Linked DNA regions of Homo sapiens: region 2 is linked to region 1. Evidence: read pairs that join two places in POLR2A ChIA-PET (ENCODE). Cell type or tissue: PC-9. All regions are shown on one strand. Each heading gives the region's core, and the rest is flanking DNA. Links, peaks and the distances in the headings are about the cores only.

The links. ChIA-PET counts read pairs that join two places held together with the same protein. Peaks named below come from ENCODE experiments on the same cell type or tissue, not always from the same donor. Only the 100,000 strongest peaks of a DNase experiment are listed, where the experiment ranks them.
Region 2: POLR2A ChIA-PET joins it to region 1 with 5 read pairs; 2 of 35 experiments call an interaction of 5 or more read pairs at or near these places.

The regions. Positions count from the first base shown.
Region 1 is chr2:234,868,640-234,873,029 of GRCh38, reverse strand. All of the region lies in intron 2 of LOC101927896 (a long non-coding RNA gene), which reads left to right. Among named protein-coding and RNA genes, the nearest start is that of SH3BP4, 81 kb to the left of the region's middle. In PC-9, for the core only: no CTCF peak of the experiment used is centred there; no DNase peak of the experiment used is centred there.
Region 2 is chr2:234,577,865-234,582,254 of GRCh38, reverse strand. No RefSeq gene overlaps it. Among named protein-coding and RNA genes, the nearest start is that of ARL4C, 83 kb to the right of the region's middle. In PC-9, for the core only: no CTCF peak of the experiment used is centred there; a DNase peak (open chromatin) is centred at 2,514.

The DNA of each region.
Region 1 (4,390 bases), core at 214-4,213:
CCCCAGAAAGACCTTCCACTATCTTCTGTCCTTGGATCCACTGTGACCTTAACACACCCCAGGACACCGCTCAAGCCAGCTTCTGAGGGTTCAAGTCCCTTACTCCAGTTTGGACTGGACATGGCTCTGTTTATTTTCCTGCCTTGCTGTATTCTGAAGTCCCAGTGCCTTCCAGCCACACCTCCTCAGGTGTTCGCTGTGTCCTACCAGTGACACTGAGGCCCAACCAGATGCCCTTTGAGAACCAAGGTTGGGTCATTCTGAAGACAGTCCATTGCCAGTTCTTTCATGGATGTTTCTCTTTCTCTCTGACTTGCTTCATTCTCCAATTTCTAGGCCACCTGCTAGAATTTTCAGCAGGAAGTTAGGCTACTGCTCAAGGTGACAGGTCCTGAGGGACTTTTCTTTATCTCTCACATGGGACACCCCTTGCAGGGAGCCAAAAGTGGGTTCAAACCTTGCCTCTGCTAGCAGGAATGACCTTGGGCAAGGTACAGAACCTCTTTGAGCCTCAGTTACCTCCTCTGTAATAGGAAAATTGTAACTTCCGGGTTACTGTGAGAATTAAATGGGGTTAAACATGTAAGAACACACGAGAGACTCAGTAAATGTTGCTTCTCTTTCCTTCCCTGCCGTGCCCCAGGAGACTGCATCTGGCTATTCAGATAGGGACCCAGAGATATCAGCCTCAATTTTTTAAACACAGTGTGAGTGACTTTGATGTGAAGGTGTTTTATATTTGTCAAGTATTGTTATTTATAAGGCAGGAATAATTACCTTAGTGAGTTTGGGAAATATTATTATTTTTGCCTTTTCTGAGACATACCATTCATGCTGCTCTGGGTAGTTTAAAGTAAAAAGTTACATAGTTGATAATTTTTTTGTAATCAGATTCAAGAAGCAAGCAAGCTTCTCTCTCGCCTTTTATGCCATTTTAAATGAGATGTAAGTTTATCTAGACAATTGATTGTGAAATATTTTGAAGTTCAAAAAGATACAGAAATTGGTTACATTTAATGGAGGACACATGGATGGTCATGACGGGGTAGGGACCACAGGGAAAACAGTGTTTTTAAAATATCTTGGAGATGAAATCTGTGGCCATCTAAACGTGAAACAAGGAGGGCAAGTGAAGATGAATTTGTGTCTCTGGGCTCTCATCAGAATCAATCTAGACTCTAGCCGACAGTTCTTCACATCCTACAATTAGAAAACAACTTGCAAACTGCACAAATCATATTCTTGGAGTGAAATCAGGCCCTTGGATACTCACAACATTTATGGAGATGCTACTGCCCTTGGACTAAAAGCTTCAAAGTGGTTTGAACACCAATTAGTCTTCCCTGCCCCACAGCTCTGAAGGTTTGCTCTGGTTATATTCTATAAGTTAAAAAAATAATTTTTTTAAAGAAGCCTAGGTAAAGCTTGCAAAGGCAAAGTTACTGACATAAAATGGGGCAAATAAATCCCTGCAGAGTTGAAACAGCCTGAAAAGGGCAGCAGCGTTCACTGAGGCTCTAATCCCTAATTCATTGCAATTCAAAGATAGAGGTGAATGTCACACGGCATTATGCACAGACACATTTTGGGATAGAGAAAACAGAGTGTTGTCTGCATGGTCAAAGGTCAGCAAGAAAATCATTAGAACTGCAAACAGTCTTTTGTTGTTCTGGGCGCATTCTCTGAAAGGTGATGAAATGTAGAGCGGGAGTCAATATGAAAGGACTGTGCCTGAGTCTGCTCTTGAGATGATAGTCCTGAGAAGGTGGAAACGCCATCTTTGTACATGAAAACTGGAGGACACTGAGACCTTCAGGCGAATGATTTAGCCTAAGCTTTTTGTTGTTGTTGTTGTTTTTTCTTTTTGAGACAGAGTCTCGCTCTGTCACCCAGTCTGGACAGCTCGCTGCAACCTCCACCTCCCGGATTCAAGTGATTCTCCTGCCTCAGCCTCCCAAATAGCTGGGATTACAGGTGCATGCCAACACGCCTGGCTAATTTTTGTATTTTTAGTAGAGATGGGGTTTCACCATGTTGGTCAGGCTGGTCTTGAACTCCTGACCTCAGGTGATCCACCCGCCTCAGCCTCCCAAAGTGCTGGGATTATAGACGTGAGCCACCGTGCCCGGCCCTAGCCTAAGCTTTTTAGTGAACCATAAGAGGAATTGCACGAAGTCTTGATATTGTTAAGGTTTAGAATCTCTGAATGGGGGTCATTAAAGCTGTGGGAAGTGCTGGTCAGGATCTGTGGGGTACTCAAACCCAGAGCAGCAAAGTCCCTAAACCAGCCTCCTCGCATAAAGATTTATTCATCAGAGATCATGAAAAGTGTAAAGTGAGATCAGAATTTCATAGAATCCTGAATGATTTCTTGAAATTGTTGTTTTGACTTCACTTCTGTAAAATGTCCACTTTTTCTCCTCTCTACCAGATCTTCTCCACCCAAGTGGATGTTAGAAGGACAAGTCGTATGTTTACTAGGATACAGAATAGATAAAGTTGGTTTGAACTGATCAGCAATACATCAGTAGGATGTGGACAGGGAGACCTTTCTTTTCTGGTACCTGAGAAATAGTAAAATAGTAAGAGGTCACCAAAAAGAAGTTTCAACGCTTCTAATTTCACCAGTTAGGCCAGGAGCGCAGGCAGATATTGAGCAGCTATGCAAAGGCTTAAATTAAGAGAACATGAGTGCTGTATATCTGGCATATCTAAATAGCCCAAGGATGGAGGCAAGCCACAGGGACCAACTGCAATGTGATCTGGGGTCTGGGCTACATGGAAGGTGTATGACCACAGGCTTCTGTTTACAGAGTGTGGTGAGAAAGTTTCCATTAGGTGGACGTGTCTCTCCGTGGAATAAAGCCCAAGGCGCAGCTGGCCTCTCAACTCAGGTGTGTGTTTTAACCTTTCCCAATAGCTCAGGTGATCCCCTGAGACACACAAACACACAATGTGCTGCAGGTGATTTTAAGGGACTAATAATAGTAGTGGTAGTATCATTTCCACTTTACAAATGGTACAAAAGGATTTTGGCTATGTCTGCATGCAAAGAATGAACGACAAAACCTGTGAAATAAATGAAGACCATTACTCTAGTATATATAATGCAAGATGGACTGACTTTTTCTTTGCATTTGATTGACTTGGCTTTGGAGGTGAAAGTCTAAGAATGAAGGGAGGAGTAACTGCTGCTACTGCTTTAATACCTTTGAGAAGAGCTGTTATGTCTTGAATGGGGAGATACTAAAACTTAGTCTATTCTCCTAAAAATCCTCTAACACAAAAACAAATTTTTTTTAAAAAAGAGAAAGTGAATTCCAGATTAAGAAAAGAATCAAGTGCAATACACTTAAAGAAACTACAGTGAGAGTGACTTTTGAAATGCTTCATCACATTTCTCAAGGCAATTGATAATCATTAGTTTTTACAAAAGGGAGGTGTTTTGGTGGATAGATGGCTTAAATAGTTTGCAGGGCTTGTGGACCAATTAAGGTCTGTTGAATACGGCTTTAGAAAAGAGAGCTCAACCTGTGTCCCCTGAAAGTAATTTGTATCATAGTTGGAAAGATACAATGCATTACAACCAAGCAAGTCTTATAAACATCCTGAGGTTTATATTGATTATGAATATTGCCACAGGTGGGACAGGTGCAATGCCCAGTTTGTCTTGGCAGACTTGGCTTATGCCTGTTATCCTAGCATGATTAAGAGTGTCCCGTTTCACTCTAAAAGGTGTCCTAAATGGATGATGAATGATTTGGTCTTTTTATTAATGAAGTAAGAGGGAAGGATTATTCCTAACTGGGTAGACTGTAGATTTGTGTAACTAAAAGGGAATGAGTTGGTGATGGACTTATTTTCTAAATATATTCTTGCTGATAATTTCTTAAGGGACCAATACAGAATAGTAAATTTCAAGGACTGTCACTTTTACTGAATTTTTGACCCAATTATGATGCAATTATATTTTTTGTGTCATGTTCTTCATGCTCTAAACATAGCACAATTAGAAAGGATTTGAGAAAAGGCATATTTTAGATGGCATCAAGGTCTTTTTTTGGCAACCTTTTTCTTTTCTTTCTTTCTTTTTTCTTTTTTTTTTTTTTTATGGAGTCTCGCTCTATCACCAGGTTGGAGTGCAGTGGCATGATCTTGGCTCACTGCAACCTCAGCCTCCCAGGTTCAAGCAATTCTCCTGCCTCAGCCTTCTGAGTAGCTGGGACTACAGGCACGCACACACCACCACGCCCAGCTAATTTTTGTATTTTTAGTAGAGACGAGGTTTCACCATGTTGGCCAGGATGGTCTCGATCTCTCGACCTCGTGATCTGCCCGCCTTGGCCTCCCAAAGTGCTGGGATTACAGGGGTGAGCCACTGCGCCCAGCC
Region 2 (4,390 bases), core at 68-4,067, 290 kb after region 1:
CAAGAGAATAAATCCCTGCTGTTTGAAGCCACCTGGTTAGTGGTCATTGGTTAAGGCAGCCCTGGGAGACTAATGCACCTGTTTAGCGCTTTACCTGATGACTATTTGGAATGTTTGCGGTAGAGAATGAAAAGAGAAATGAAGACGAATAAGAAAAAAAAAAGTTAGTCAAGCAAGACTGAAGGCTCAGCTGAGACAGGCAATGAGACGGTGCCAGCAGCCTTGGTGATGGGGGATTTCATCTCACGCTCCTCCTAAGTGGGCAGTCAGTGTGGAGAACACAGAGGTCTGGAATGTTCTGCAGCTGGAGATTGTTGAAACAGATTGAGGGGAAAGAAAAGGGAATGAGAATTGGCTGTGTTGCCGCGAATTCAGGGCTGGGCCATGGATTGAGGTTTAAAAAGTAGAAGGGGAAGCCTGGGGATTTCTGTGGGTGTGGGGTGGTCTGAGAGAAACCAGCGTGAGCTTCCCCTGCTGGACTTGGTGGGTGCAATGGGTGGAAATACAGTGGGGGCTTTTCCTTCTCTGCTCGGAGACAATCACCCTGTGACCCCTTTACTCCTCTGCTTAATGTCCCAGCCAAAGCCAGCAAAACGTCTCACCCTCAGATTCCAGAATTTCCGGGACTGAGGGGCTGGGGACGGGGAGGCTGCCAGCAGGAATAAATGCCCTGCAGCCGTGCATTCTGAATTTCCAATTAACAGCCAACAAGTATTTTTATTGTGTGGATTTTGTCTTTCTCTAAATGCCTCCTCCTTGGCTCAAAGCTTTGCAGAATCAAAAAGACCCCCAGAGGCCCCCAAAGACCGTTGTCTAAAGTGGATTTGGTCTCCTGTTTGTGTCTGGCAGCAAGAAAAGGGTATGACACTGATGATGAAAACAGGGAGAATTGCTTATTCCAGGCTTAAATCATTGTTTGCTGCTAAACATTTGTATTTTTGTGTTTTGTATTGCTAGGTATGTAATTGGCAAGCATGCAAATTAGGCAAGATAATGAGCTGCAATTTCTTCTACTCTAAGGAGGGTATTTGTGATTAAAAGGAATAAGAAACACTGGATATTCAAGCTACTGAATAACGCAGAGGAGCCTATTACACTTTTTAGGAAGAGGAACTCATTACTTGTTTCAATTAGCACCTGCAACAGTGGGTCTTGGCATTTTGGGGCATTCCTTGCCCTAGGTACAAGTTTAAGGAAGAAACAGAGTTAGCAAGTCTCTCCCAGCGGATAAAGAGAAATGATTTGGGGCAAGTCATTAGCAGAGTGTCTGCCCATGGATTTCCTGACATTTTCTTCAAAGGGGAAAAGAGAAACTCCTCTTGTTATTAGCTTCCGATGAGTGTGCTCTGAGCACGGCGTTAGTAAGTTGAGTGGGCATGATTCACACTCAGGCCTGGGAACCAGTCAGCAGCAAGGTCCATACAGCAGGGTGAGTCTCTGAAGTGTGACCGAGGTGCTCATGGCTATCAGAGGGGCAGCACCTATCTGTGTCTTGGAACCTTCACTGATGGGAACAAAGTCATTGCTTCCTTCAAGAGCTGCAAAGCCTTGTTGGACATCAAGAAAGCATCCTCAAAGTTCCTGGTACTTTACCAAGCATGGCCCACAGTGACCATGTGGGTTAAACATCATGGACCTGATTTTTGCCATGGAGGAGGATGAGGCTTGGAGAGGTTATGTTGCTAGTCATTGTTTGAGTACCTGGCCAGGCCCTGTGCTGGGACCCTCTGGCTCTCCCGCAGGGAGTGAGTATGCTGACAGCTACCCTAGGTTGAAGATGCTTGCCCAAGAGGAGGTATAAGAGTGGGGAAGGGAAGGGACAATGAGAACCTTGTTTAACTGGAGGAGGATGGGACAAGGCCGGGGGGAGGGAAGGAGACTCAGGAGGGAAGAGGGAATCACAAAGGTGAGCGTCTTCACCTGCTGCTGGGACCTCTCATTCATACCGGGTATGGGGGATTAGTGCCGTGAGTTAATGTGACGGGCAGAAGCAAACAGGAGCTACCGCCACTTAAGCCCCTGTGATGACTGACTGTTTTGACCCCACTGTACTCCAGTTTAGAAGTGACCTAACCAGTGATTCTCCAGAACATCGGTGCTTGAAGGGATCTAAAGGGCTCTGTGCTGAAAGATGAGCAGATTTATGGAGCCAAGAGAGGCCAGGGTGGAGTCTCGGAGGCAGAGCCAGATGGCAGGAGAGACTGGGGAGCAACTCATCCCTAGGTAGGACTGGCTGTGGCCTCTGCTTGCTACACAGCAAGCCTGCCAGTTTTCTGTCATCCAAACTGACTGCTATCATCTGATCTCCAACTCCTGTCCCCTGTTCCCCATTCTGCAGGACTGAGCTCCTGACCCTCTGTCCTGCCCTGGTCCCTGGCTCTGGGGGTGTCATCAGCTAAGACAGGTTCAGTTATGCTGCTAGAACCACCTACAGTCTAAGCCACTGGAAACAGCATGAGAATGTGTCTTGCTCACAGGACATGATGACAAGAGCCTCTGCTTCTTACAGTGACTCAGGGCCTCAGGCTAAGTCAAAACCCTCCCAGATGCTGCTGGTGGACGTGCAGAGGGGAAGTGAGTCCTGGAGGATCTTAAACCAGAGCCAAGAGCATGGCCTAGAGGTGACACTCATCCCTTCTGCTCACAACTCAGGGGCCAGAACGGGACCTCTGACCCTACTCAACACCAGGGGGCCAGGACAAACAGTCCTGAACATCCTGCCATTATCGGAAGGTTGGATATCAGGATAGTTTACTGGGCAGCCTTGCTGACCAGCACAGGTGTCTGGTGAGGCTCCTGACCAGCAGCAGCCCAAGCTCTGACAGTGCCACTTGCACAATCGTCCAGATAAGTTAAATTAACACGTCTGTGGCTCCCTTTCCTGGGCTCCCAGTGCTCCGCGGGTGTACTCGGGGGAGAGTAATAAATGGGACAGACACAGCCCTTACTCTTGAGGCGATTGCAGTGTGGTATGAAGACTTGGCAGGAGGCTGAGTGCAGGATTGACCCGTGTTTCTGTGAGACTGCAGTGGGCCTACATTCTATGCCCTGCCCCCCACCCCCTTTTTTTTTTAGTTTTTATTTTCAGATGAAGTCTTGCTCTGTCGCCCAAGCTGGAGTGCAGTGGCACGATCTCGGCTCACTGCAACCTCTGCCTCTCAGGTTCGAATGATCCTCCCACCTCAGCCTCCTGAGTAGCCGGGACCACAGGCATGCACCACCACTCCCAGCTATGTGCCTCCCCTTTTTTATAGGAGAGAAGCTTCTAGGGTTTCTCTTCACAGAGAGATAGAAAGCCACGTTGGAGCAGGTCTCCTGTGCTGCAAGGTTCAGGACAGTGCCCTTCCTTGGTTCTATAAATGTTCCCTTGCCATGTGGATATTTACTTTATTGTGCCAGGCTGGCTCAGTATGCAATGCTTCTGTTAAAACATTTCTACAAGAACTGTGTGTGTGTCTGTGTGTGTGTGTGTGTATGTGCATGAGTGTGTGCATGTGTATATGCGTGTGTGTTTGTATGTATGTGTCTGTGTGTATGTGTAAATGTGTGTGTCTGTGTCTGTGTGTATTTGTGTCTATGTGTCTGTGTGTCTGCGTGTATGTATATGTGTCTGTGTGTGTGTATGCATGTGTCTGTGTGTATGTGTATGTGTGTGTCTCTGTGTGTGTGTATGTGTGTGTCTGTGTATGTATATGTGTCTGTGTGTATGTGTGTATGTATATGTGTCTGTGTGTGTGTGTATGTGTCTGTGTGTGTCTGTGTGTGTATGTATATGTGTCTGTGTGTATGTGTATGCATCTGTGTGTGTGTGTATGTATATGTGTCTGTGTGTCTGTGTGTGTGTATGTGTATGTGTCTGTGTCTGTGTGTGTGTGTGTGTGTGTGTGTGTGTGTTTTGGGGGAGGAGGGACCTAGGTTTCAAGAAAAGGATGAAATCCTCAGATCCTTACTTCCAAGACTCTTTGTGGAGAAAACCTCTTGATGAATAATGGAGTGACTCAGTCAAGGTTCACTGGTAGAAAAGGACCCCAAGTTCACCATGAGGTCCTCATGAGAGAGGGAATCTGGGCTAATAAACTGGTTTTACCATCGGGCAATAAGGCAGAGTTTTTCAAAGTGTGATCTGCCAAGAAAGTGCATCTTCTCTCCTGATGTGACTGTTAAAATGTGCATCACCCTTTATCCTTGACATTGAATCATAATGTGCTGGGGAAGACCCTGGAAATTTGCATTTAAAAAATAAGCCTATTTCAGTGCTTCTCAGGGCCCTAAGGTTTGCACACCTCTGGCCTGTGTATTTGTGGAGTAGAGCTTGTTCTGAAACAGAGCAAAGGGCCGTGGTTGGGATGCATTGCCAAAGATCATGAAGATGAACTGAGAGCCACTCAGG